Regions from separate parts of the Homo sapiens genome. Here region 2 is linked to region 1. A link is an interaction called in ENCODE POLR2A ChIA-PET data of the cell type or tissue named here. Cell type or tissue: A673. All regions are shown on one strand.

What was found. ChIA-PET counts read pairs that join two places held together with the same protein. Peaks named below come from ENCODE experiments on the same cell type or tissue, not always from the same donor. Only the 100,000 strongest peaks of a DNase experiment are listed, where the experiment ranks them.
Region 2: POLR2A ChIA-PET joins it to region 1 with 7 read pairs; 3 of 35 experiments call an interaction of 5 or more read pairs at or near these places.

Annotation. Positions count from the first base shown.
Region 1 is chr10:12,322,107-12,324,606 of GRCh38, forward strand. No RefSeq gene overlaps it. Among named protein-coding and RNA genes, the nearest start is that of CAMK1D, 26 kb to the right of the region's middle. RefSeq lists enhancers at 917-1,417, 1,418-1,918. In A673, no CTCF peak of the experiment used is centred here; a DNase peak (open chromatin) is centred at 1,285.
Region 2 is chr10:12,089,927-12,092,426 of GRCh38, forward strand. DHTKD1 (dehydrogenase E1 and transketolase domain containing 1) reads left to right here. Exons shown (of 17, transcript NM_018706.7): 6 at 1,587-1,758. Among named protein-coding and RNA genes, the nearest start is that of DHTKD1, 22 kb to the left of the region's middle. In A673, no CTCF peak of the experiment used is centred here; no DNase peak of the experiment used is centred here; H3K27ac peaks cover 322 bases.

The sequences.
Region 1 (2,500 bases):
GATGACAGCTAATCAGAAGTGTTTCTAGGGCTTTTGGTTTTTCCAGAGCAGGAGGAGTCCAGATTTTTGTATGAAATCTCTGACATTTTAAATGTTGGTAACTTACAGCCAGGCACGGTGGCTCACACTGTAATCCCAGCACTTTGGGAGACTGAGGCATGTGGATCATTTGAGGTCTGGAGTTCAAGACCAGCCTGGGCAACATAGTGAAACCCCATCTTTACTACAAATACAAAAATTAGCTGGGCATGGTGGCACGTGCCTGCAATCCCAGTTACTTGGGAGGCTGAGGCAGGGGAATCACTTGAACCCAGGAGGTGGAGGTTGCAGTGAGCTGAGATTGTGCCACTGCACCCCAACCTGGGTGACAGAGTGAGACTCTGTCTCAAAAAAAAAAAAAAAAAAGTCGGTAACTTAAAACAAAAAACCACTGTGGCCAAACAAGTTGTGTGTATATATAGCAGGGAGTGAACTCGTGGACTGCCAATCTGTGACTTCTGGTTATTTGAGTTCAGAGGAATTACAGAATTGCCAAATTCTGTCATTTGGCTCCATGGCAGGGTCTACCTGCCCTGTGTCCTCTGCCCGTTAGAACATGTTTGGATAGGTCTCTGCCAGGGAGCTTTGATCTTTTCTGTGGCTGCAGCCAACAGCCAGACATCCTCTAAATGTCAGCCACTAGTCACAAGGACAGAAAGCCGACTGAGGGTGCGGGTGGACAAATTGGTGTAAATTCATTTCCACAGTCGGCAAAGCCAACCAAAGCACGTGGTCCACTGACAGTGATGTGGCAGCAAAGTCACTTGAACATGTGAAGACAAAGTGGGGTGGCTGTTGTTCTTCCCGGGCACTGATTAATCATGTAGGTGGGTAACTGTGTCGTGCTCCTCCGGAGGGCTGCAGCCAATGAGTTCAGGGGAGATTTATATAACTGCTCAGACGGAGAGGAAGTCACTTCCCTCTAGCTCCCAAATCCACTTGAGGCCACACACCCAGGCTTTCATAACTGCAGGCTTTCTACCTTGTGAACACTCCTCAGAAACTGCAAAGGGCCCCCAATTAAAGGAGTGACTTCTGTGTGTCATTTCATGTATAGAGCATGATGCTTCTTCTAAAGCTCCCGGGATGACAGGGGACATCAGATGGGGCCACAGGCTGGTATTTGGGGCAGAACGCAACTGTCAAGGATATTGGGGAGAAAGACGAGGCTGATAAGAACAAGGGATTTCGAGTGACAGCCTGTGGGCGTCCTTCCGTTGTCAGCTCAGATCGGCCATAAAGCTGCTTTGAGTGGCTGTGTTTCCATTGCTAATTAGCATGCCGTGGGAGCTGCTTTGCCATAGAGAGGTTTCAGGGCCTGCCGCATGGTTTTTTTTTTTTTTGAGACAGAGTCTCACTCTGTCGCCCAGGCTGGAATGCAGTGGCCCAATCTCGGCTCACTGCAACCTCCTGGGTTCAAGCAATTCTCCTGCCTCAGCCTCCCAAGTAGCTGGGATTACAGGTGCACACCACCACGCCTGGCTAATTTTTGTATTTTTAGTAGAGACGGGGTTTCACCATGTTGGCCAGGCTGGTCTCCAACTCCTGAACTCAAATGATCCGACCGCCTCGGCCTCCCACAGTGCTGGGATTCCAGGCGTGAGCCCTGATGCCCAGCCTGCTGCTTGGCTTCTAAGTAACTAGCAGGATCTGCGGTGGTGGTGAAGCGTGCTTTGCATAAGGCCAGAGCCTAGGGATCTGTTGTATAAACTCCACTTCTGCTTCTGACTGGGGGGGGCGCAATTGCAGAACATTTAAGAGAGCATCCCCCTTCCTGCCCCCCCATGCATGGACTGCTTCTGGAAAGGGCCTATCAGAACCCCCCCCCCCCCACAAAGGGGGCTATTTATTTATTTATTTATAGACGGAGTCTCGCTCTATTGCCCCAGCTGGAGTGCAGTGGCACAATCTCAGCTCACTGCAACCTCTGCCTCCCAGGTTCAAGCAATTCTCCTGCCTCAGCCTCCTTAGTAGCTGGGATTACAGGCGCACACCACCACGCCCAGCTAATTTTTTTTTTTTTTTTTTTGGTATTTTTAGTAGAGATGGGGTTTCACCATGTTAGCCAGGATGGTCTCTATCTCCTGACCTCATGATCCGCCCACCTTGGCCTCCTCTCGAAGTGCTGGGATTACAGGTGTGAGCCACTGTGCCCGGCCAATTTATTTATTTTTTTGAGACTGACTCTCACCCTTGCATCCAGGCTGGAGTGCAGTGGCAATATCTCAGCTCACCGCAACCTCCACCTCTCGGATTCAAGCGATTCTCCTGCCTCAGCCTCCCAAGTAGCTGGGACTACAGGCTCCCACCTTCTTGCCCAGCTAATTTTTGTATTTTTTAGTAGAGACTGGGTTTCACCATGTTGGCCAGGCTGGTCTCGAACTCCTGACCTCAAGTGATCCGCCTGCCTCAGCCTCCCAGTGTTCTGGGATTATAGGTGTGAGCCAGTGCGCCTGGCCAA
Region 2 (2,500 bases), 230 kb before region 1:
TCCCAAAGTGCTGAGATTACAGGCATGAGCCACTATACCTAGCCTATTTTTTTTTTTTGCTTGTTTATTTGAAAATGAAAGTCTTTGGTATTAAGGCACATAACACAAATTATCAGTGTGGTTCGTTCTTTTTCTACCCTGTCTCCCAGTTTTTGGTAACACAACAAGTATCTTTTAGAGGTTTGGGCTGTGGTCATGTTTCTTCTGTGAGTATTCATTTAAATATGAACCTTTAACTACAGGAGATCATGAAACCTGGATTTCAGAATCAGTCTTCAAATTCCACAGAAATAGATAAATATATAAGGCAATCAAATATTCTATGTTTGTAAATGCCACGTTATCCTATGCATTTTAATTTTTCACAGGCCAGAAACTTGTAGTGAATAAATTGGGAGTAGGCAGAATTGGATTTCATTATGATATGGCCGGCCCTCCCTCCCTTCCTTCCTTCCTTCCTTTTTTCCTTCCTTCCTTCCTTTTTTCCTTCCTTCCTTCCTTTTTCCTTCCTTCCTTCCTTCCTTCCTTCCTTCCTTCCTTCCTTCCTTCCTTCTTCTTTCTCTCTCTTTCTTTCAAGATGGGTTCTCAATCTTTTGTCCAGGCAGGAGTGCAATGGTGCAATCATAGCTCACTGTAGGCTCAAATGCCTAGGCTCAAGCAATCTTCCTGTCTCAGCCTCCCAAGTAGCTGGGCCTACAGGTGCATGCCATCATACCTGGCTGATTTATTTTATTTTATTTTGTGGAGACATGATCTTGCTGGGTTGGCCAAGCTGGTTTCAAATTCCTAGCTTCAAGCAACCCTCCTGCCTTGGCCTCCCAAAGTGTAGATATTACAGGTGTGAACCACTGCACCTGGCCTGATAGGGTGTTTCTAAATAGAAATCTTGAAATCATTAGCCAGACATTCTGTTTACCTTTCACATAATTTATAATACTCTATTTTAATCCTTCATTTTTACCCAGTACATTGAGCTGATCTTAAGATTGTGGTGGCGGGCGCCTGTAGTCCCAGCTACTCGGGAGGCTGAGGCAGGAGAATGGCGTGAACCCCGGAGGCGGAGCTTGCAGTGAGCCGAGATTGCGCCACCGCACTCCCGCCTGGGCAACAGAGCGAGACTCCGTCTCAAAAAAAAACAAAAAAAGATTGACTTCTGAAATAAAAGGTGAAAAGGCCATTTTCTTTAAAATGATGATAAATGAGGCTGGTCGCTGTGGCTCATGCCTGTAATCCCAGCACTTTGGGAGGCCAAGGAGGGTGGATCACCTGAGGTCAGAAGTTTGAGACCAGCCTGACCAACATGGTGAAACCCCGCCTCTACTAAAAATACAAAAAATTAGCCGGGTGTGGTGGTGCATGCCTATAATCCCAGCTACTAGGGAAGCTGAGGCAGGAGAATCACTTGAACCCGGGAGGCAGAGGATGCAGTGAGCTGAGATCGTGCCATTTCACTCCAGCCTGGGCGAAAGAGCAAGACTCTGTCTCAAAAAAAAAAAAAAAAAAAGTTATTCCAACCTGAAAACCTAGATTTCTTAATCCCTTATGTTTCTTTTCTCCCCACCCGCTCCCCTTGCCTCATGATTTAGGTCCATGGTGATGCTTCTTTCTGTGGTCAAGGGATTGTTCCTGAAACATTCACGCTGTCCAATCTCCCACATTTCAGAATTGGTGGGAGTGTGCATTTGATTGTTAATAACCAGCTGGGTTACACCACTCCAGCTGAAAGAGGAAGGTCTTCTTTATACTGCAGTGATATTGGTACGTAACACAGGGAGGAACTGATATTGCTGAAGCCGACATGGAATTCCTAGGGAAACCTCTGGTGCACACAGAACAATGAGCCTCACTGGTTATCCCTCCTTTCATTTAATTAATTAATTAATTAATTAATTTTTTGAGATGGAGTCTTGCTCTGTCACCCAGCCTGTAGTGCAGCAGCACGATCTTGGCTCACTGCAACTTCTGCCTCCCGAGTTCAAGTGATTCTCTTGCCTCAGCCTCCTGATTAGCTGGGACCACATGCGTGCACCACCATGTCTGGCTAATTTTTTTTTTTTTTTTTTTTAGATGGAGTCTTGCTCTGTTGCCCTTTCCAGCTTGTACTCCATGCTGGAGTACGTGATCTCGGCTTACTGCAACCTCCGCCTTTCAGGTTCAAGTGATTCTCATGCCTCAGCCTCCCAAGTAGTTGGGACTACAGGTGTACACCACCACACCTGTCTAATTTTTGTATTTTTAGTAGAGACGGGGTTTCACCATGTTGGCAGGCTGGTCTTGAACTCCTGACCTCTGGTGATCTGCCTGCTTAGGCCTCCCAAAGTGCTGGGATTAAAGGCGTGAGCCACCATGCCCAGCCTATCAGTGTGATTTTTAAATCCAAAGAAATAAGACAAGGATGGAGCCACAGTGTGCCATCTCAAATTTCTTATAACTGGATGGGTGATCTGGTACAAGTCAGAGATCAACACAATGAGTACAACACCAGAGTTGTTATCTCTAG